3 separate regions of the Homo sapiens genome follow, and all the other regions are linked to region 1. The links are chromatin loops, found by intact Hi-C in ENCODE. Cell type or tissue: HepG2. All regions are shown on one strand. Region 1 holds the start of LINC02003 (long intergenic non-protein coding RNA 2003). Region 2 has its middle 30 kb from the start of SOX9. Region 3 overlaps LINC00673 (long intergenic non-protein coding RNA 673).

Region 1 (8,000 bases):
GAAAATTAATTACAGAGAGATTTTCAAGACCTCGGCATCTAATGACCAGCCCCAGCGCCCCCTCTCTCCAGTTCCTCATTGGCCCTGCCCAGCCCTGCCCTCCTTCCCTCCACCCTCCCCTCCCCTCCCTTCCCAGAACCCAGGAACAATACCGCAGGCTAATTAGGCAGGGAAAGAGTTTCTTGGCAAAAGGGGCTGAGTGCTAGGTCACTACCTTGAACAACCCAGAAGAAAAACAAAACAGCATTAAAAGAAAAAGAAAGGGAGGGGGACCTGTTAATCTCAAGTGCATTTCCGCCAAATACTCTCCTTTTCAAGTGTTTTCTTCCTGGTAAACAAAGTTCTGTGGCTGGCTTTGGAGATTTTAGGACGCGGTTGCTTAGTAATATTGGGGAAAACACGAAGTCCCCACCTCAGCCCCATTTTGTGCCTCCTCTCCCTCGGTCACTGCACTGAGGGGTGGTGACACATTCCCACATTGCAAGGGACAGCCCATTTGTGAAGAAGAGCTGAGCTTTCTTTTCTTTTCTTCTTTTCATGTCTCACAGCTTCCCGAAGCCCAGCAAAGAACAGAGATTTCTGCTCCCAAGTTTGGTGAATCTAGACCAGCGCTGTCCAGCAGAACTCGCTGTGATGATGGAACTGTCCCATATCTGTGCTGTCCAATATGGTGGTCACCAGCCACACGGGGCCACTGGGCACTTGAAATATGGTTTGCACAAATGAGCAACTGAGTGTTAAATGTTATTTCATGTTGATTAATGGAAATTGAAATAGCCACAGAGAGCTTGTGGCTTGGAGAGCCACAGCTCCTGTCAAAACCTCTGTGGGCTGAGGGCAACCAAGGGCACAGTAGTAGCATCTGGGTGGCTCGGTGACATTTATGAGGGACAGAGGATGGGATGGTATAAGGAGCACAAACAAAGGTCCTGATTTCACTACAGCCCTATCTTCTCTTTTCTGTGCCCTTGGGCATCACTTAAATTGATCCTCAGTCCCCTCTTCTGTAACGTTAGAGACAATCACAAGAGTGCACTTCACTGTTGTTTTGAGGCAAGGGCAATGGATGCCGAGTCCCCTAGTGACCTCTTCCACCAGAGAATAACAAATACAGGCAGACCTGGTGCTCTGCCTTCCTGCCTACTCTCCAGTCTCATCTCCTGCTCTTCCTTGGCTGGCGTTTTTTGCTCCCAGAATTCCATGCACTTTCAACTTTGGTATCTTTGCCTATGTCATGCCTTCTGCCTGGAATCCCTGCCCTTCTGGTTGCCTTGCCTTGGCCAAGAAAATTCCTGATCAATCTCAAGGGACCTAAAGAATAGGGAATCTTCTGAGCTCTGAGCTAGAAAGCCTGTTTCCCCTCTCCTGTCATCCCATCTTCCTCCTCCTGTCATCCCATCTTCCCCTCTGCAGTCATCCCATCTTCCCCCCTCCTGTCATCCCATCTTCCCCTCTCCTGTCATCCCATCTTCCCCCTTCCTGTCATCCCATCTTCCCCCTCTTCTGTCATCCCATCTTCCCCTCTCTTGTTATACCATGTTCCCCTCTCGTCATCTCTCTTTTTTTCTCTCTTTCTCTCCCCTTCTCTTTCCATTATGGCTGCCACTAGCTGCACATGGCAACTGAGCATTTGAAGTGTCGCTGGTACAACCGAGCACTGAATTTTTAATTCGAGTTTACTTCATTGAAGTTGAAATAGCCACATATGGCAAGCTCTTGCTTGCTCACTTCCTCGCTCTCTTGCACGCACACACACCCCACATGCTGTAGCTGGGCTACACACTCCTCTCCAACCCCATCCCTCTGAACATGTGTGCCCCTGAACTTACCTACAATCTAGTATTGAAGCAACCTCTTAATAAATCTACCATCCCATGAGAAAGCGAGCAATTAGAAAAGACACAGCCTGTGTTCCACTGTTTTGTTTTGTTTTTCATCTATGTCCCAGCATTCAGTACAGCATCCAGTACATAGTAACTTCTCAATGAATATTTCCCATCCATGAAACAGAAATTGTTCATCAGTCTACAGCCTATATCATGGGTCAGCAAACTACGGCCCACAGGCCAAATCCAGCCCACTGCCCACTTTTGCATGGCCCTCTAACTAAAAAGCGTTCTTTTATTTTAAAATGATTATATAAGTACCTCCCTAATAGCCTTAACTTTGCCTCTTGGCCTACAAAGCCTAGGATTTTTTTGCTTCCTGGCCCTTTAAGAAAAAGTTTGCCAATCTCTGGTCTGGATCCCAAGAACAGCTGCTAATAGGGCTTGGTGTAGCCTGTGGTTAGAGAAAGGGATAAATGAGGTCTGGGGAGGGGTGTGGAGAGAAGGGCCCACACCTGGGACAGTCCTAGCAAAGCTGAGCCCACAGGTACCTGGCTAAGTCTGCAAGAGCTGGTCCTCAGGGACACTGCCAGCCAGGGCAGCACAGACAGGCACACCTCGTGCTTCCTCCTCCCTCTTGAGCCATGGCAAATGGAAGATGGGATTTTCTGGATTGTGTTTTGTGGTTTGACTGCGTAAAGTAGCAGTTTCCATTCAAAACAAAGCCCCTAAGCATATTTTTAACAGCAATGGCAAGGTCTTCCAAAGAGACATGCATAGGGGCTTGGAAGCAATCTGGCAGGCAGGAAGCAGTCTGTCCTTCCCTTTCCTGCTAAAACATGAACCGAGGTTTCTAAGAACCAAAGCAAAGATTGCTCCAGGCCCTGACAACACCACATCAAGGTGAGCAACAAGATCCTGAAAGGTTACCCCATCTCTGTCCTATGCTCCTCAATACCCTCTATACCTGGCCTGTGTCTTCCTAATCTCCACCCCAGAAACAAATCGTCAATCATCTCTCCAAACATCACAAGCATCTGGGAATGTCTCCTGCCCCACTCACTTCCCTGCTGGGTTCACCCTTCCAAACAGAGAGGGGCTGAGCACACCCAATGTGCTAAATATTTCCCTGCTGCAGAATCTATTTTGCTGCTGCGGCTGCTGCTTGGCAGCAAAGAGACAGGAAGCTATTTAGATATATTATCTTCCTTTTCAGGAAGTTGAGAGGAACTTTTCTATTGCAGTTCACACAAACATTCCGTCTAATGGTCATTTAGTCATGCCGGCTCATTAGGTCACCAGTGAGGAATGCCCAGGCTGATTAAACATCATTCCAGCTTCTCTACTCGCTGCCCCGGGTCCCGGGGAGAAAACAGAGCTTCCATGGCCTGGTGGTGACCAAGACAAGGAGCCCATCCTGAAAGCCACAGGGGCTCACTGCCAACCTCACAGCCCCTCCCCAGCTCCCACACGGAGCACTTCTTACTTCTAAGGGGGCGCTGATGGCTTTATAAAGAAATGTGTATGGGACTGAGTAGGAAGGTGGGCCCCATGAATACCTCTGGTCAGATAATGCTGTCCTTTAAGGGAGATCAAAGCGGGCCCTTGGCAGAAGGCCCTGAGAATGCTGTTACCAAAAAATGCAAGACAGACCCATGATGAGGTCACAGAGATGAATTGATAGCTAGAACACAAGCTTGTGCAGAATGTAACAACTAACTATGAGTGAGTGGTGGTTATGCACTAGACATATTCCAAGTATTTTATGTGTATTCACTCATTTAAGGCTTGAACAACTCAACGAGGTAGGAATCATGAGGAAATTGGCCCAGAAAGTCAAATACGGTATTTCTGCTTAAGGTTGCACACACAGTGGATCTAGCCTGTGCTCTGCATTAGGACTTTCTGCAGTGATAGACATGTCCCATGGCTATGCTTTCCAGTGGGGTCACCACTGCTACATGTGGCTATTAAGTCCTTGAAAAGTCACTGGTGTAACTGAGGAAGTGAATTTTAAATTTTATTTAACTATATTTAAATTTACGTGGTGCATGTGGCTAGTTGTTACCATATTAGACCCCCTGGATCTAGGTGGTCTGGCTCCAGAATCCACACCCTTAAACCTTGGACTGTCCTGCCTTTTAAATCAACTAAGAGAATCAACTACTTACTGGGAGAATAATTAAACTCTAAAGGTGGAGTTTAGGTAGAGTTTCATCAATATCTTAAAGGACAAGAACATGTAAGAAATTAGACTAGGAAAGAGAGAGAAAAGCTAGCTTAAATTAAATGGTAGGCATTCAGGGCAGGTGTTTGGGAGGGTATATCTATAAAAGGAAGAAGGTAAAATACCAACATGGCTTGTCAAGAGAAGAAGTGGTTTCCTCTTGTCTAACCAATAAATTATATTGAGCTCCTACTACGTGACCTTACTAAGTCTTGCCCTCTAGAGTCATGTGGCCTGGGTGGGAAGCCAGGTATGATCCCCTAAACAATGCCAGGCTGCATGGGCCAGGGCAGATGGCAGGACTAAAGTCTGTTTATTCTGTTGGTATTCCAGTTAGCCGTTCATCTGTAAAGACAGGAGTGATCAAGGAAGTCTTCATGGAAGAGAAGGCATTTAAGCTGGAATTTGAAAGAAATGGCTTGAATTAGAAAAGTGGGACAGTGGAAAGGATGACTGCAATGACATACTTGGAAGGAAACATGAACTGTTCTTGGTGACTCTTAGAGACTGACATACGGAGAGTAATCAAAAATGACTTTACATGTTTTGGCTTGGATAAAAATAGTAGTTCTTGGGGCAAACACAGGAACTTTAGGGGGTGGTAGGAGATAGTTTCAGAAATTATGACTTTGGTTTTGGGCGTGTGGATTCTGAGGTGACGGATTGTGGAAATCTTGGATTAATATCCACTTTTCAGTTTAGATGGGAGGAGGATGGATTAGAAGGCTGCCCGAGATCACCTCCATTCCTGGCACTCAGAGGAGCTGCGTTTACTCTAAAGCAGAGAAATTAGGCCAAGGCAGAATGAAGAGGAGCCACAGGACTCCAGAGAGGTTCACGTCACCACCCCACAGGGGACAAACGCATACCTTGTTTTCTGAGTTGACAGACATCCGGTTACTTCATCTTGGAAGTTACATTCATCTGCCCTTTGGAACATCCTGCCCAATGACCGATTTTTTAAAATAGCTTCTTTTCCCTGATTATATTTGTAATACCTACTCACTGCAAAACATTTGAGAAAGCTCAAAAACAGAAATAAGGAAATGCAATCACAAAGACACACACACACACCCACACACAGAGACATATATGTATATATAGAGAGAGACATGCACGTACACACAGACCCGCACATGTATGTGTATGTTTGTGTATAGTGTATATAGTTTTCATCCATTTTAGCTGGTATTTAAAAATGCACTTTTAGCTGACAAAATCTGTAAGAATAAACAAGAAGATAACAATAGCCAACATTTATTGAGTTGTTAGTATGTTGTAGACATAGGGAAAAAATATACACCAATCTCTGCACACACATTTTAAAACAATCTGTTCCTAAAATGCATCTATTGGCTCTCTCCTTATTACCCAACATTCTTCAACACTCAGGTACGTGCGGGTACCTGTTTAACATCTCTTTTTGCCATGTGCTTATTTTCCTTCTAACTAGAAAGCTGTAGTTTCAGAATCACCTGTAACAGCCTCAGAGGCAGCCTATGAGAGGCCAAGAAGAGACAGAGTTGGGGGTTGACACATCATTAGGGATCCAAAAAAGCAGAATCCCTGCCAGGAGTCCCCGCCAATATTCTAAACCTCAAACCTTGAATTGCTGAATCTAAAGAATGCCCTGGACAAGAAAATCAACATTAAACACACCTAGAGAAATACAATAAATAGACACATATGAACAGTGCAAGCAGAGAGATTGAGTGCCTCTGGAAAGAGACAAGAGTGGGGAAGGCGTGCAAGGAGGTAGGACAGGACCCGGGGGAATTTGTGAGCTGCTGTCTTTAACCTGTCCCAGGGAAATAAGAATTGAAATATTCCCTAGTGAATATGATTGGCATATGCAGTTCATCCACAGATCATGGAAACACACCCAGATACAGACACACACCACATACAACCTCGATGGGCAATGCTTCCCTCCCACCTTGGTCTCCTGGGGATACCAACTAAGAGACTGGTGCTTCATTCTTGGAGACAGCCACAGTCTTTGTTTCTGGAGGTGGGTGGATCCTCATCTGGTTCATTTTTTCAAGAAACTGCCTGCTCCCTGAGAAAAGCTTGCTGGGGAGAGAGTTGTCTCACTGGATACGTCTGCGGAGGGGAAGAGAAGGGATGGCCTTTCCTCCAAAGATAACACAGCAGCCCCTGACCTCCTGCGAGTCTCCCTCCAAAACCTTCCTAATGAGCTGTCTCTGGGAGGGGGTGGATATTTTCCACACTATCTTGGCCTCTCCTTGGGTTTTTTTTTGAATCTTCACTTTTCCATGCCATAAACACCGTTTGCCATGACCTCTCCCTCACTGCCATCTCGGACAGCTTCTCATGCGTGAAACATATTTTTGTTCATTACTTTGTTGTCCACGACCTTCCTTCCCAACCGTCCAGCCCGGGTCTCCCTGCACCCTTCACCCCCACGTCACACATATAATGAATTGCTATTCCTTCAGACAACGGGGTGGAAAACTGTGGTCTCCAAGGCAACGGGGTATCCTGGGGTGGGGTGCTGGGGAGGGGGGCCTTGCCCGGCCAGGAAAGGACTGGAAGTAAAGGGGGGTGGGGAGGCACAAGCCGAGATGATATCATTCCTGAAGCCTGCAAGCAGCCAATCCGCTGGTGAGGATATGATGTCATCTCCCCCGCCCCCGCCCCTCTTAGCCTAGGTAGCCCCACTGAGAATTCTAGACAAGTATTGAACTGAAGTTGTATTACTGTGAGAGAAAGGGGGCGGGGGATGGCGATGGGAGAGAGAAAGAGATCTACGGACCCTCTGGATGGCCGGAGCAGACACTACAGTCTTCACCAGAGGCAGCCCCATAAAAATGTCATCGTCTCGGGCTCTCCCCGCATTACAACACAATGATTTCTTTGGGGAGGAGAAAAAAAAACTAAGATTTATTTTGCAACCACACCTCCGCCTCCCTTGGAAGAGAAATACTGACCAACAACAAGTTGTGAATGAAATGTCTGCAGATCGGCCCCCCTCGCCCAGCCTGAGAACTTTCCAGACGGAAAGGCGCACACGTGCACACAGCACCAGCTGAGCCGATTTGTGCTGCTCTCAGCAGCCACCGGGGATGGAGGAACCGCTCAAGGATCTCCAGAGTGCGAGCCTGGTTCGGGACAAAGTTGCCCAACCTAGTGGTGTGAGCCACGTAAGGAGCTGGGGAGAGGGGAGTCTGTCCCCAAGACAATGACAGCATCTAGGGCTCAGTGCCAGGCTCCCGGGAGAAGCAAACAAGCCATGGCTTTAGGGAGGGGTGCAGGCTCATTAGAGAGCCCACTGAAGTGTTACCACCATGCAGAGAGGAGGGGTGAGAGGGCACGGCTCTCCTCTGCCAGTTTTTTTCTCTTGGGACGGGGAAGCAGTGCTGCTTGGAAAATAGCAAACTCAAACCTTCCCCCCAAATGCCAGAAATGTTCCCGGGAGTCCAGGCCACAAGGACAGTGTGTGCAATGGCTTGGACCAGGCCAGAGCTGTTCTCCCTCCCCTTAAACTATGCATAAAAAGGAGGTTCCCCCACATGCTCCTCCTGGGATCTTTCTGGGGTTATCCCACATGAACCCGCTTAGATTGCCTTTGAGGAAACAGAGAAGTGAAGATCCCCCATCCACTCCCCATTTTGGAAAAGTGGACATCAAGGCCCAGAGAAGGGACAGGACCAGCCCAATGACCAACAGAGTCACCAGTGACTCTGGGGCTATGCCTAGGACTCTGTCTCCAGTCTACTGTTCATTCCCAAGGACAAGCCCACAACACAGTAGCAGCACCTGCAGATGGAAAGCCTTCGATCTCAATGTCACCTGTTTGCCGCTTTCTGCATAAGTAATGTCATTGTTGGAATGAGTTTATGATGGTCTCCATCCCCATTTCTATGAGCTGTGAGCAAGACATCTGCTGCATAGCTCACGTGTGTTCAGGCCTCCCTGGACCAGCA
Region 2 (8,000 bases), 190 kb before region 1:
GAAGAAGAAGGAGAAGGAGAAGGAGAAGGAGAAGGAGAAGGAGAAGAAGAAGAAGAAGAAGAAGAAGAAGAAGAAGAAGAAGAAGAAGAAGAAGGAGGAGGAGGAGGAGGAGGAGGAGGAGGAGGAGGAGAAGGAGAAGAAGAAGAAGAAGAAGGAAAAGGAGGAGGAGGAGAAGAAGAAGAAGGAGGAAGAGGAGGAGGGGAAGAAGAAGAAGAAGAAGAAGAAGAAGAAGAAGAAGAAGGAGGAGGAGGAGGAGGAGGAGGAGAAGAAGCAGAAGCAGAAGCAGAAGAAGAAGAAGAAGAAGAAGAAGAAGAAGGAGGAGGAGGAGGAGGGAAGGAAGGAAGGAAAAGGAAGAAGGAAGGAAGAAGGAAGAAGGAGGAGAAGAAGAAGAAGGAGGACAAGGAGGAGAAGAAAGAGGAGAAAATAAAATAAGCCACACTGAAATTTCCTGATTAAAAAGAAATTTTTAACCATCTAAAAACTGGAAACCCCCATGAGGTTGCTACAGTTTCTCTCCCTTTGTCTGGAAATGACAATATGAGCAGTGAGATCTAACAAAGTTCTCTGAAAAATACAGAAAAAAATTGTCAAGTCCTGAAATGCCCGCAGAATGCAGTCTAGGCCTTGAGCCTTCTGTGAGGGAAAGTAATTGCGGTTTTTCCCATTACTTCTACACCAACCTAATATATAGCTCCACATAATAACGTTTTACCTGGGGTTACTATTCTAGGCATTGAATAAATCAATTAAGAAAGGCTTTTCCCAAAATGGAGCCTGCGCGATGTTTGAATTTTGCTATCTCCTGCTTCACACTCTTGATCTTTCTTCGCGGTGGCAGCTCTGGTAACCCCCTTTCCTGCTGCCCACAGCCAGCTGTGTAGGAACGAGAGGGACATGCTGCATGAAAAGGAGTCTGATTGCTGAGGAGCAGGGTCTGGGGAAACTAAGAGCAAACCACCTATACAGCCTGGAGGTAATGAGACCTGGGTTGTCCTTCTGTCTGCAAATTGGAATCAAAGTGATTATTTTTACTGTACCGTTGTTCTGCTAGATTTTAGCTGAAGCTTTATCAAAGCCTGGTTCATTTAAAACAGTGTTTCTAGGGGAAAAAAAATACATTCCAAATTCCAAACAACAAGGTTGCAAATGAAGGTGTGGGAAAGAGTCTCTTTTTAAAGTGGAGATGCCACATGTCTTTGTTAATTAACCAGAAGATTGGAGTCAGTATTCCTCGCTGCTTTCTCAATACCTTCAGTTCTTACTGAACTTGTCATTAACCCAAACATCCTGCTTTATTCCCATCAAAACTGTTTCCACGTTTGTTGTTCTTCGTCATCATGATCTTTGTGCAATGGATTTTTGAAACTAAAAATCTCAGGACTTCACTTTTGACCCCATTGAATTTCATTTGGCTTGTTTTGATGCCTGGCTACCAGACTCTTCAGATCATTTTTAATTCTTATTGGTAATACTATCAATATTGGTTATCCTGTATAACTGTTGATCATCAACACATTTCAGAAGCATTTCTTTTATGACTTCATCTAATTTTTTTTAAATTAAAGTGCTAAGTAGGACCATGGTAAAGTAGAACTCAAATGATCTTCCCCTGAAGATGTTCCCTCACATTAACACCCTTCTATTAATAGCATTGAACAGTCAAAAAAGGTTTGTAAGATATGGCAGCCATCCTAAGCACAAGGGTAAAGAAGCTTGATATCTGCCTCAAATCCCTCCACCCTGTCATGGGTACCAACCAGGTGTTATCGAAAAGGGGTCCCAATCCAGACACCAAGAGAGGGTTCTTGGATCTTGCACAAGAAAGAATTCAGGGTGAGTCCACAGAGTAAAGTGAAAGCAAGTTTATTATGAAAGTAAAAGAATAAAAGAATAGCTATTCCATAGACAGAGCAGCCCTGAAGGCCGATGGTTGGCTTTTTTTTTTTTTTTTTTTTTTTTTTTTTTTTTTTTTTTTGAGATGAAGTCTAGCTCTATCGCCCAGGCTGGAGTGCAGTGGTGCGATCTCGGCTCACTGCAACCTCCACCTCCCGGGTTCAAGCGATTCTCCTCCCTCAGCCTCCTGAGTAGCTGGGATTACAGGTGTGCACCACCATGCCCAGTTGATTTTTGTATTTTTAGTAGAGACGGGGTTTCACCATGTTGGCCAGGCTGGTCTCAAACTCCTGACCTCGTGATCTACCCGCCTCAGCCTCCCAAAGTGCTGGGATTACAAGCGTGAGCCACTGCACCCAGCTGCCCATTTTTATGGTTATTTCTTGATGATATGCTAAATGAGAGGTGGATTATCCATGCCTCTCCTTTTTAGACCATACAGGGTAACTTCCTGACGTTGCCATGGCATTTGTAAACTGTCATGGTGGTGGCGGGCGTGTAGCAGTGAGGATGACCAGAGGTCACTCTCCTCACCGTCTTGATTTTGGTGGGTTTTGCCAGCTTCTTTACTGCAACCTGTTTTAACAGCAAGATCTTTATGACCTGTGTCTTGTGCTGACCTCCTATCTCATCGTGTGACTTAGAATGGCTAACTGCCTCAGAAGCAGCCCAGTAGATTTCAGCCTTATTTTACCCAGCTCCCATTCAAGATGGAGTTGCTCTGATTCAAACGCCTCTGACACAGGTATCACGCTAGAGCTTTATGAGTTAATACCAGACTGTTGATTGGTCCTCATCACACCCTCAAATCAAGGCCTTATAAAAAGAAAATTTAGAATTATCACCTGTTTTAATTACATTTAGTGAAAATATCTATTTTGAGATATTAAATGATAATATAGAAATATTTATATTTCTCAAACATGAGCTTTAAAAAAAAAGTGTGAGAACTGCTGCTGAAGTGCCCAAGTCTCACCCTTCAAGCCTCTGGGTAGGTCAGCAGCCCCATTAATGAGATGTCTTTATCTCTCCTCCTCAGTGACACCGTGAGGCAAAGCTAAGCAAGTCAAAATCACTTAAGAGGCAGTTATTTCATCTCTGACAATCAAATCTTGTTCTGGACAAAAGAGAACACTTTATACCATGAGGCATTTTATAGATAAGCTGCTGAGAACTCCCAGCACCCACAGTACAATCAGGTTCATCAGCTGACCTTTTATCTTCCCGTGTGACAAAGCAGGGACAGACCCTTCCCAAGGACACAATGTGATCATGAGCGGTCCAGTCCCACGAAGCCTGGTCTTCACTTCTTTTGCCACCAGCAGGGTGGTTGTATGGGGGGGTGGGGGGTGGGGGCAGGGGGAACAGGGATAGAGGCATGTAGGGCTTTGGGGGATTAGTCAGAGCCATCAGTCACCTAACACTTGAAGAGATCTTCTAAAGGAACAAGAGACAACGGAGTGGAAGGAGAACTATCTAGAGAAGAAAGGAAGATGGTAATAGCTAACATTCCTTGAGTATCTACAACATGCCAGGTATGTTCTAGGCACTTCGCATGCCTTGTCTCAACCAAACAACAGCCTGATGGGGAAAAGGCACTAATATCTCAATTTTACCTGTGGAGAAACTAGGGCAACAAAAAGTTAAGTCAAAAAGTCAGTATCAGATAGTTGGTAAACAGCAGAGATGGGATTTGAACCCAGATAATCTGGATCCAGACTCTGCCCTTGAATTCTCCGGCCTCCCCAAGTGTGGTGGTGTTGGAAGTGAGATAGAGCAGCCCCACTGTGCCAAGTTTTAAGTCTTTCTTCAAGGGCGTGCAATGGAAACACTACAAGAGAACGGCTTGCACCGAACACATTTTCAAAGTCCTTGAATAAAGGCTGTCTCTGCCCTTTTTCCTGGGCCCTACTCTCACCCTAAACCTCGGTATCTTCTGCCCCACCTGCTCCCACACGGTGGCTTCTCCCCCAACATCTCCAATGACAACTAGGTTGGCAATATTTGGGATCCATTTGTTTTCGATTATACTACACGCACTCACACCTCCTCCTTGGTCATTTCGTAAGAGGTCTGGAGAGGTTTTGGAAAGCATTCATTCCTTCCACCTCATAGAACCTTCTCCTTCCCATTAAGAGTGGCCACCCCAAGGGTATATTCCACTAGGAGAGGGGCTGGGGCTTCCACTGTGAGAAGGAGGAGGGGGAGAAGAGGGAAAAGAGGGAAGAAAAATGGAAAAGGAGGAGGGGAGGAGGGGAGAACAGAGAGGAGGGGAGGAGGAGAGGTCGGGAGAGGAGGAAGGGGGAGGGGAGGTGGGGAAGGGGAGGAGGAAGAGGTTGTCTCCTCAAAGGAAGAGGCTTTTCCCATGGAAATGCACTGTGGCTGGTGCCCATTAGCATCCCTATGCATAATAAGGGTTCAGCCTATTGTCATGCAAATTAATTCAGATGACAACACTCTCTCCTCGACAACACTGCCCCAGCACAAGGAAGTTTCTCACACTGTCTCAGCCAATACTAACCGGCCTCTACGCCATCTTTCATAATTATTTTTCTCCCCTTCACTCCTGCAAGGTTTGTTCTCAGCTACATCCCCCTTCACTTCCCAGCTGCTGTTGGCTCCTTTTCATCCCGGAACAGTCAACATCATCGCCATAAACAAAATACAATGTTTTTTAAAAATGAATCAAAACCAGGGGAAAAGTTACATTTCAGATCAATGCTGAAAACGAAGAGTTTGACTAAACAGAGAAACCAAGTAATTTCCAGGCTTCCACGGAGCAGCGACTCCTCTGTTCCCTTTTCCCATTGTGGAAAGATTCCAAGCAGCATCTCTTCTCTCCGGCAAGCAGCATTCTCCTGTGGGTCACTCGGGCCCTGATAAGACAGATCCTCTGTGTTTGACTATAAAGCAGTGACTCATCCTTGCCATTGTTTGTCCTGCCGACCTCTTAGTCCTGGCCACTGACCAAGTATTCCTGCTTATCCACATCAGCAGGCTTAAGTTCAGCCACCAGGCCACTGCCACCGGCTGAGGCCAGTTTTTACCCTGAAGCGAGTCCTCTGTCAACTCTAACCCAAGAGCCAAGAGAAAGAGCAAACAAGGGTGGCTTCAGACCAAGCCAGAAGGAGGTGACGGCAGAGCTACAGCTCATTCGTGCTGTAGGCGCAGCCTCTAAACCCTCTTTTCACCTCTCCACCCCATGGATATCCAGATACTTTGTCCCTAACCCTTTACTGGCCTGAGCATCTGATCCCTGCAGCCTAAAGTTAAGAGCTGGCACTCGCTCTCACTTCTGTAACTATGCCTTCTTGTTCTGTACACAGCACACTAGACTAGTTTAAAGCACAGTTCCAGGTTCTGAAGATCGAGTTCAAATCCTGATTGTCTATTTTCTAGCTGCACAATCTTAGACAAGTTACTTACACTGTGTGCTTCAGTTTACTCATCTATAAAAAGGAGGTAACAATTGTTACACACCTCCCAAGGCTGTTATGATGATTAAACACATAATACATTGAAAGTGCTGAAAACGATGTCTGGTATGCTGTAAGCATTTTAAATAAAATGTTAGCAAGGGTTATTAATTAATTTTCCCAGACTTCACCTTTTTTTTTGGTTTATCTGACTTACTCCCCTTTCTAATTGAGCCAAGTTCACTCCTCTACTTATTGCTTCCAACCCTACTCCAGGCAGCCCCGTTCTGGTTTCTTTTGCTGTCCAAAATGTTTTGCAACAATAAAATGCATAATATCATGCAGCATTGCTAACACAGAAAGAATGTGACCCAGAGCCTACCCTTGTCCCAAACACCAAACTGGTCCCTGACAGTCCTGACATTTCTACCACACATTTGAGTAGATGAGGTAAGGAAAGACAGGGGCAGAGAAGGACACAGTAGAAATAAACTGCAGCTTACACATTATCTGAACAACAGAAAGGCTTTGTAGCCAGACAAATTATATGCAAATTATATGCAAATCTGAATGTAAATACTTTAGGCCCAGGGAGAAAATCCTTGAGGAGACATTCCCATTCCCTTCACCCTCACTTCCCAAGCTGCATTTTCTTTTCTGATTGGTTAGTCGGGAACTCATTATGAAGATTCCAAGGTGCATATAATTCTCTAAAGAAGTTCATTCTACCTGCTTGTCAGGGGTCAGAGGCTGAAGAGACCTCAGGAAGGCAACATTACTGCAGCTTACACCTCCAACCGAAGGGAGGGCTACGTCCATTCAACTCCAAGCCAAGACAAAGAGGAAACGGCCTGGATGGCTGTGGACTAGCTAAGAGCTAAAGAAAGGACAGACCCCCTCAGGGACCTTGGGCTGGGCTGGACAGGGTTACTTGCCTGGGGAGCTAGGTGGCACGTTTCTTTTCTTTTTTTTTTTTTTTATTATTATTATACTTTAAGTTTTAGGGTACATGTGCACAATGTGCAGGTTTGTTACATATGTATACATGTGCCATGTTGGTGGCACGTTTCTTAATTTTGGTTAGAGGACATGCACTTGCTGAAGCTCACTCTACCAGGATTTGCTCACATTGTTTTAGGTATTTGACCAAATTTGAAAGGACGCATACACTAATTTGCTTGGAGGTGGGAGCAGAAAGTGGAAAAGGGGGGAGAAAAACACAGCTACTTCATTCATTCATTCAACAGAAACTTCCTGGGGCTCTACTGAATGTTGGGCAGCACCCCCAGCCATTACGTAGGAGCTTTCATCTAAGCTTCTCAGAAGCTAAGCATTCCACACTGAGAAAACTCAGTCTCAGAGGGCACACCTTGCTGTAAGTTTAATGCCAGCATAGTTGCTGAAAGAAAATCAGATCTATAACTACATTGCTGTCATGAGTGAGTGGTTATGGTTTACCTCTGCTTTCCTTGACCCTCCCATTGGAAATGTCCCCTGTTCCTTCCCTTCCGGGTGATGATCATGCCTTATATTTCACAGAGAAGATGGAAGCCATCCCCACTAAACCTACAGATGCAGCCCCACTTTAGTCATCTTCTCCTCCTCCTTCCCTGATGCTTCAGGGGAAAACAAGTCCCTTCTGCTATCAAAGACCAATTGCTCCAAATCCTCCCCAGGGACCTGCGGGCTCAGTTAGTCCTCTCTCCGGGGCACCTTCAAACTCCCTTTCACTTCTTGAGCCTTCTTGTCTGCATTCAAACAACAGGTCAATCAATATATTAAGTGGATTACCTGCATCATGCACTTAGATTAATGCTTGTTACATAGCAGGTGTGCCTAAGAGTTTCCTATAATCATTCTATGAAAAGCTGATCAATCTTACTAGTATCGGGAACAGGCATGAAACACCAATGAGATTTCATTTTTTTGTGCAAGAGCAGCACTGTCTGGCAGAACTTTCTGTGATGGCAGAAATGCTCTGTATGATCATTGTTAATATGATCGCCTCTAGGGCAATGTGCAGTTATCAAACATTTGGAATTTGACTGGTATGGCTGGGGAGCTGAATTTTTTTATTTTATTTCATTCTAATCAACTTATATAGCCATACATGCATAGTGCTTACTGTATTAGTTAGGTAACACTGTTCCAAATATCTCGCAAAAACTTTAAAAAAATTGGCATTACCCAGCATGGCAGAGAGTGTGGAAAGACAGGTGCCCCCATACACTAACAGTGGGTGAGTCAATAACTATGGTCCTTTGTAGGGCAACATGGCAATATTTGTCATTTCAAATATGCATTCTTCAAGTTCTCAGAATCTAGACTAAAATAAACTCATATAAGGGCACAAAAACTCATATAAGAGTAAGAAATTTGCAATTTGCACGTGTTTGTTTCCAATTTTTCCCTATTGCAAATTATTCAATAATGTATGCCTTTGCTTATCTGTAAACAGAAGATAATAACAGATAATAGGCTGGGTGTGGTGGCTCACACCTGTAATCCCAGCACTTTGGGAGGCCAAGGCAGGGGATCCCTTGAACCCAGGAGTCCAAGACCAGCCTGAGCAACACAGGGAGACATAGTCTCTACAAAAAATAAAAAAATTAGCCAGGTGTGGTGACATGTACCTGTAGTCCCAGCTACTCAGGAGACTGAGATGGGAGGATTGCTTGAGCCCAGAAGGTT
Region 3 (8,000 bases), 180 kb after region 1:
CTAGCAATTGTCATTCAACTCTCACAATGAAAGGGTAAAAACTCATTTTAATGTGTCTCCCTTGTACCACTTTCTTAGTATGCCTGAATCCATTTCATCTCAAGGACCATACATCAAGCACTGCCTTCTCAGGTACTCAACTCTGCATGCCTAGATGAAGCCACAGCACTCCAAATCTGATTATGGGGATATTTTAGGAAGACAGCCTTGCATTAAAAACTGAAATCCTAGCCAGGCACAGTGGCTCATGCCTGTAAACCCAGCACTTTGGGAGGCCGAGATGGGAGGATCACTTGAGGCCAAGAGGTCAAGACCACCGTGGGCAATACAGTGAGACCTCCGTCTCTACAAAAAATAAAAAATGGAAAAACTAGCTAGGCATGGTAGTACATGCCTGTGGTCTCAGCTACTCGGGAGGTTGAGGCAGGAGGATAGCTTAAGCCTGGGTGATCAAGGCTGCAGTGAGCTCTGATGGCACCACCGTACTCCAGTCTAGATGACAGAGCAAGGCCCTGTCTCAAAAGAAAAAAAAAAAAGAAAAAAGAAATGGAGTCCACTGAACACTAAAAAAAGGATGAATTTTACTGTATGTAAATTATTCCTCAATAAAACTGACTTTAGGAAGAAAATCCACAGGCTCACCCTTCCTAAAGAAAAAAATACACATATAATATCAGGGAGGAAAAAAAAGAAGGAAATTCACACCTTTTTGCTTGACAGAAGTACGGTGCTTGCTTTTTCAATTAAAACTAAAAGGCTACTCCTTTAGGAAACAAAAGTGGGTTCAGCTCCAACAGCCAAGCAAAGCAACGGACTCACCCCACTGGGGATCCCACAGCTGGAAGGTCCCTGACCTACTTCCGCCCAGATCGCCTGAAAGGCCCACGGGGCACCAGCCAAGAGTGGGAAGCAGAGCCGGGCAGCGGGTGCAGGGTGGTGAGCAGAGCACTCCCCCTCTCGCCCCACAGGACACACACAGGCTGAGGGCAAATGATTCCCAGACAGGGACCTGGTGAACAAAGAGGTTACGCAACTCACTAATCACTCAAGACAGCCAAAAACAGAACCTGACATCACGTGCCTGTGACCATCCCCACGGACTGCCTGTGAACTCCCGTAGAAGGTATTCAACAGTTTGTGGAATTACACTGAGCTTGAGTCGGGCTGCAAATAAAAATAAAGTCACTTTTCCCCTAATCCTGTAAGAAACTGGGCACTCAGGGACACGTTAACTCTTTCATGCTCTCTAGAGCCCATTTGAGTCTCAATGGATTCAAGGTTTGGTGGGATGGAAACATGAGTATAGTAAGAATCATCTTAGACTATAAGAAATTCCAAAAATGGCGGGGCAAAAAAAAAAAAAAGGAAAAAAAGAAAAGAAATGGGGAAATTTTGTTACGGTCTTGCATATAACCAAGGTTTTCTCCTTGTCACGGACCAAACCATGATCTGAGTTTGGAGCCTTCTAGAATCCTGAAAACTAGCAAATCCATCTAGTGACAAGATGCACTAAAGCCCTGTGTGGTTTCTAAAAGTTGCTAAAAACTCTAGAATGGCAAACGTTGATAGGGTGGTAGGAGGATGGGGTACTGCACTGATTATCTTTTTAACCTAGATTTCATTAACAATCACCAATTACCGTATACATCCTAAACACCAGGCACTACACAAAGTAACTTAAAGTTATCAGTGCATTCAATCATCATAGTCCTAAAAGATGGGCACGGCCACTTCTATTTGATAGGTGGGAGCACTGAGGATACCTAGCTAGGTGATGGCAGAGCTGAGACTCAAACCCCCAGCTAACCCCAAAACACACACCCCTAATTTTGTCATCCGGCTCTCTGATTAAAAGTGAGAGGCTTTTCTACCCAGTGTGCTGAGCCCAAGTGCCCAAAGATGAACTGTTTCCATGAGTTGTCAGATTTCTGACCCAGAGATGGCAGGACAGAAGCATCTGACTGGATCAGGGAGGTGGCAGAGGCCCAGGGAAGAGGGAGGGCCTGGCGGTTTCAGTGAAAGTCAAAATGACCTCCCCAAATATGCAGCAGAAATTCTCCAGGTACCAGGCCACTGCTGGAGAGATCAGAGGCTCAAGGCTGCCAAGAACAAGGAACTACTGCCAGAAATAAGTTAAGACCTCCCCACAGGTCTCCAGCGGTCACCCACCGTTCCTTAGATCAGTCTCCACCCTCTAAGTAGAAGACAAAAGTGGATCTCCAGAACCTTGAAGCTATTATGCTCTGTGAAAGAAGCCAGACACGAAAGGCCACATATTGTGAGGTTCTGTTTATGTAGAATATTCAGAATAGGCAAATCCATAGAGCCAGAAAGTAGACTAATGTTTGGCAGGGGCTGGAGGGAAGGGAGAATGGAGAAATGACCGCCTAATGAGCGCAGGCTTTCCTTTTGGGGTGGTGTATGCATACGTCCAGACTCTTCAAAATGTGTGTATTAAACAATGTACAATTTATGCATACCAATTTTCATTCAATAAAGATTTTTAAAGGACTTGGAAAAAAGTTCTGAATACAAATAGTGGTGATGGTTGCACAACACTGTAAATGCTTTCATGTCACTGAACCGTATACTTTAAGTTGGTTAAAACGGTAAATGATGTTATATTGTTATATGTATTTTACCACAGTTTTTTTAAGGTGGAATCTCCAAAGAATCCTAGAACTCATTCAGTCCAAGCCTAAAACCGAAACACGGAGTCGGGGCTTAGCCTCTAAGGGCTGTGAGGGTTAGAACTGGATGTTCCCCTAAGACCCTCAAATTCATAAACTCATTGTTTAGAGAGAGGGTGGTGCCGGCAAGCAGGGAAGGAAGAAGGCCTGCGAGACGGTGAGGCCGGACAGAGCACTGGCTCCTTCTGAGGCGACCAGGGGGAGCGAGGTGCAGCCAGGGAGGCAGGGCCCCCGCCCATGCATCCTCCCCCAGACCCCTCGCCTCTTCCCACCTGGCAGACCTCATGCTTCCTTCCTTGGGGCTGGGAGCCCAGTGCCCTTGGTCTGCATCACAGAGTCAACAACAATTTATCTGAACTGAGCAAACAAGGCAGCCATAAGAGGCGGAACTCTGACAATATTTAATGACTCCGGGGGTGGGGAAGCTTTGCAGGAGAAGGAGGGCAGGCGAGGAAAGGAACCAGAGAGGAGGCAGAAAACTCCAGGGGAAATTCCGTCGGGGGGAAGATAAAAGGGGGCTGTAAAGCAATTTTGACAGGTTAACAGACAGGTAATATTCCAACGGTGTTTACTTAACCAGGCTAGCACTCCATGCAGCGCCGATTAAGCTGCAGCACGAGAGCCTCAGCAGCTAAGGGTTTCACAGAAACAAAGATCTAGTCAGAGAAAACCAAATAACAGCCAGTCAGATGCTGGCAGCCCGGCCTGCAGCTCCCCCAGCTCGGAAGCCACACGGAGATGCTTCCTGGAGACCGATCTGGAAAGATAACTTGCAGCGGGTACCTTGCTGGGCCTCCACCTGGGATCACAGGGCCTAGCATCTGACAGCTCCTCGGAAAGGGTGGGGCATGGGCACCAAGCGCAAAGTGTCCCCTCTTCCCTCCCACGTTGAGGCAGACCAGTTCTCCAATCCTCAGTCCTAGGAAGACAGCCTTGCTGGTCCCACCCGCTGGCCCGGGGACTGCTGGCTCAGGATCTTTAGCCAGCAATGAAATTCATGCCAGCTCCCAAACCCCTATCCACCCACCCAGATGCAAACCCAACGTGTTCTGCCATCTCTTAGCTCTCATACACTGGGCAAGTTCCTTAGTCTCTCGGGGCCTCAACTTCCTCATCTGTAAAATGGGGCAGTAAATTTCACAAGCTTCTTTAATTCATACATCACTATTAATTATCTGTTAATGTCATTGATATAAGTATAAATAATGCAGATAGTCCCCAACATACAATTTTCCTACTTTATGATGGCGTGAGAGCAAAACAAATTCAGCCGAAACCACACTTCAAGTACCCATACAACAATTCTGTTTTTCACTTTGAAGATACTAAAAAAAATTCAATAAATCATATAACATATTCAAGATTTTATTATAGGCCGGGAGGTGGTTCATACCTGTAATCCCAGCACTTTGGGAGGCCGAGGCAGGCAGATCGCCTGAGGTCAGGAGTTCGAGACAAGCCTGACCAAAATGGTGAAACCCTGTCTCTGCTAAAAATAAAAAAATAAAAAAATAAAAAAAATTAGCTGGGCATAGTGGCGCATGCCTGTAGTCCCAGCTACTCAGGAAGCTGAGGCAGGAGACTCACTTGAACCCAGAAGACGGAGGTTGCAGTGAGCTGAGATCGTGCCATTGCACTCCAACCTGGATGACAAGAGAGAAACCCCGCCTCAAAAAAAAAAATAAAAGATTTTATTATAAAACAGGCTTTGTGTTACATGATTTGCCCAACTGTAGGCTAAAGTAAGTGTTCTACTAATGTTTAAGGTACATTAGGCTAAGCTATAGTGTTTGGTAAGAGCAGTGTCTTAACTGCATTTTTGACTTACAATATTTTCATCTTATGATGGGTATCAAGACGTGATCCCATTGTTAGTAGAGAAGCATCTGTATTTAATAAATAATTATAAGGAATAAATGAGGGTTTAGCACAGTGTCTGGATGTTAGTATCTACTCAATAAACTTTAGCTTCCTTATGCAACTATCTTTAACACCCACGTGGCCAGATTCAGAATGTGATCTTCTGAATATAGCAGAACAACCTATTGACAGGAAGATGCTTGATTTTTAAAATACGTGAAGGCTATTATATCTCCACCCATGCTCTCATAGAATGAGGAGGAAACGCTGTTGGGACCAGAAGAAGTGTCACGCTGGCTTAGGTCCCAGGAGAAGCACCCGAGACACCCCCAGCTCTCTGAGACCTTGGAGGCCTCACTAAGCAACTTGATATGGTTCCATGTTCCTGTATTTCTCAGAGGACATAAAAGTGTTCAAAGCCCCGGAACCAGCAAGCAAGAGGTGCCAAGATATTGACTTCATTTCCTATAGGGTTCCCTGGCCTCTGTTACAGGACACTATTTTGAGGTTGGATTATATATTTTTAGGTTATTTGGAAAATCATTGTGGCTTTAAATAATAAAATTCTGAGTGACATCTGTCAGCCCTGATTACTGTGAGTCGGCTAAGCTGCATTTTCTTTCGTTTTCATTTTTAAAAGTGCAATGAAGTAAGTGTTACCCAGAAAGGTCTGTGAGAGTCTGCAGGGTTGTGTATTAAACACTCTCTTGAAACTGGTCCCAAAGGCTTGTACCAGGGACCTAGCAACAGGCCTGGGGTGGTACACCCAAGAGCTGAGCTGGCAAACACTGCCAAAAGCAAGAAGTGGGACTGAGGCCCCTGCAAGGAATCACAGGGGCATCTGGTCAACCTCCTTCATTTCACCAGTGGGGTAGCAGAGGCCCAAGGGGGTTGGAGAATTGCCTTGGATGTACAGACAGCCATGGTGAAAGACGACAAGAGGCAGGTCTCCCCACAGCTTCATTCAGGACTCTCTGAGCTACACTATGAGGCCCATCAGGTCTTCTTATTCTATGAGTAGCACATCAATAAGGTTTGTATCCTACTGACCCAGTCCAGAAATCACCTCACGAAAGGGTTCCTCTACATAAATCTCTGCCCTTCTTCTTTACTTTCAGGATTCAATCATTGTTCCTACTCAGAAAAGTGCATCTTTTTTTTTCTTTTTAAGAGATGGGGTCTAGGCAGGCACGGTAGCTCGCACCTGTAATCCCAGAACTTTGGGAGGCCAAGGCAGGTGGATCACCTGAGGTCAGGAGTTTGAGACCAGCCTGGCCAACATGGTGAAATGCCATCTCTACTAAAAATACAAAATTAGCCGGGCATGGTGGTGCACGCCTGTAATCCCAGCTACTTGGGAGGCTGAGGCAGCAGAATCACTTGAACCCAGGAGGTGGAAGTTGCAGTGAGCCAAGACTGTGCCACTGCACTCCAGCCTGGGCAGCAAGAGCAAGGCTCTGTCTCAAAAAAAAAGAAAAAGAAAAAAAAAAAAAGAGATGGCGTGTCACTATGTTGCCCAGGCTAGTCTTGAACTCTTGGCTTCAAGCGATCCTCCCACCTTGGCCTCCCAAAGTGCTGGGATTATAGGCATGAGCCACCACACTCAGCCTTGAAAAGTACATCTTTTATGACCACCTGTTGGTTATCCACCATGTGAGTCTCACCTAATACAGGACTGGTGGTTTAGGAAATACCTGTGGCTGTCGCAGTTTTGGTCCTGCAGGGAAAGTGCCATCTACAAAATGAACTTGGAATGTCTAGGTTCAGGCAGTCTCTTCCTCAGAAAGCAGGAACCTCCAGACCAGATCTACCAAAAGCCATTCTCCCTCCCACAATCACCGCCACCATGTCCTGAGTATCAATAGCTTATTGACCCTCTTCATCCAGGAGCAATGAAGTTGTTAAGAATCAAACTCAATGGTTTTTTTTTTCTTTTCCTTTTTTTTTTTTGTGGGTATGATTTTACAGAATCCTCCTTTTTCCCCCAAATAAGTTTGATCAGCATGCATTTCATGTCTGAATTAGGACCTTAATTCAAGGCCCAGCACAGGGAAAGGAGTCAATAAGCAACTGATGAATAGAGGGATGAATTTGGGAGGCAAGCCTTTTCAAAGAAGCTATTCGATGGGTAAATGCCTATAAAATAAGCACATACTTTGTTATGTGGGACAAGAGATGGGGATGGGTTGGGGGTCCCATTCTCACGGATGGAAACCTCATTTTAAAAGTTTTCAGGTTTGGCCGAGCGCAGTGGCTCATGCTTGTAACCCCAGCACTTTGGGAGGCTGAGGTGGGCAGATCACTTTAGTTCAGCCTGGGAAACATGGCAAAACCCTATCTCTCCAGAAAAATACAAAAATTAGCCAGGCCAGTAGTCCCAGCTACTCAGGAGGCTGAGGTAGGAGGATGGCTTGAGCCCAGGAGGCGGAGGTTGCAGTGAGCTGAGATCGCGCCACCGCACTCCAGCCTGGGAAACAGAGTCCGACCTTGCCTCAAAAAAATAAAAACAATAAGCTGGGCACAGTGACTCAGGCTTGTAATCCCAGCACTTTTGGAGGCCGAGACAGGCGGATCACCTGAGGTCAGGAGTTCAAGACCAGCCTGCCCAAACATGGGAAAACCCTGTCTCTACTAAAAACACAAAAAATTAGCCCAGCGTGGTGGTGGGCACCTGCAATCCCAGCTACTCGGGAGGCTGAGGCAGGAGAATCGCTTGAACCCAGGAGGTGGAGGTTGCAGTGAGCCGAGATCGTGCCATTGCACTCCAGCCTGGGTGACAAGAGCAAAACTCCATCTCAAATAGTAATAATAATAATAATGTTAAAGCATTTCCAGGCTTTGAACCATCTTTCCTGACAGAGACCTCTGTGATGTGGTTGTGGAGGTGGGGGCAGGTTCTTCACGTTACCAAGAAGAAAACCAAGGAAATGAGACAATGAGAAGCTATTCCAAGGTCTGCAATGAATGAATAGAAAAGCTGAGATGAGCACTCAATCTGTTTCTCTTATTTGATATTTTCTATTCTCTTAAGATGGTGTTTTAAAGCCTTAAATCTCCCGAAAAATATATCTTACACATCGCACTGAAAGCCTTCAGATGCTAACTTCGGACACAATGAAATCACCCCATGTCCCCTCAGCCTTGCCAAAAGCTGATGTCTAAACCACGTCACCATTCGTGGCCTTAAACCCTGGCTAAACAATCATAATCACATTTCTGGAAATATAGGAATGGTGGCTGCCAAAAGCACTGAAGTATTAGACCACACCTCAAAGCTTTCTGTGCAGTGAACACTAGAAATAAGGAACTTCACAAGATTACCTGCCTAAAGAATCCACCCTCACAATTCCCCATCTAAAATACAAACTACACCTGGAAGTCCCCAGACAAGACAACAAGTCCCTGGTCAGGAATATAGGAGGTGCCCAATACATGGGAAATACAGAAGAC

What was found. Hi-C counts contacts between places; a loop is a spot of excess contacts. Peaks named below come from ENCODE experiments on the same cell type or tissue, not always from the same donor. Only the 100,000 strongest peaks of a DNase experiment are listed, where the experiment ranks them.
Region 2: a loop joins it to region 1, with 2.0 times the contacts of the local background. A loop is called at or near these places in 2 of 110 quality-filtered maps.
Region 3: it touches region 1 in a loop (9-fold over the local background); 4 of 110 quality-filtered maps call a loop at or near these places.

Annotation. Positions count from the first base shown.
Region 1 is chr17:72,336,117-72,344,116 of GRCh38, forward strand. It overlaps LINC02003 (long intergenic non-protein coding RNA 2003), which reads left to right and starts at 6,695. Exons shown (of 4, transcript NR_135222.1): 1 at 6,695-8,000. In HepG2, no CTCF peak of the experiment used is centred here; DNase peaks (open chromatin) are centred at 3,095, 3,445 and 4,925.
Region 2 is chr17:72,146,879-72,154,878 of GRCh38, forward strand. No RefSeq gene overlaps it. Among named protein-coding and RNA genes, the nearest start is that of SOX9, 30 kb to the left of the region's middle. In HepG2, no CTCF peak of the experiment used is centred here; a DNase peak (open chromatin) is centred at 4,833; H3K27me3 peaks cover 563 bases.
Region 3 is chr17:72,515,971-72,523,970 of GRCh38, forward strand. All of the region lies in intron 1 of LINC00673 (long intergenic non-protein coding RNA 673), which reads right to left. Among named protein-coding and RNA genes, the nearest start is that of LINC00673, 73 kb to the right of the region's middle. RefSeq lists an enhancer at 927-1,435. In HepG2, no CTCF peak of the experiment used is centred here; DNase peaks (open chromatin) are centred at 1,031 and 3,171; H3K4me3 peaks cover 866 bases.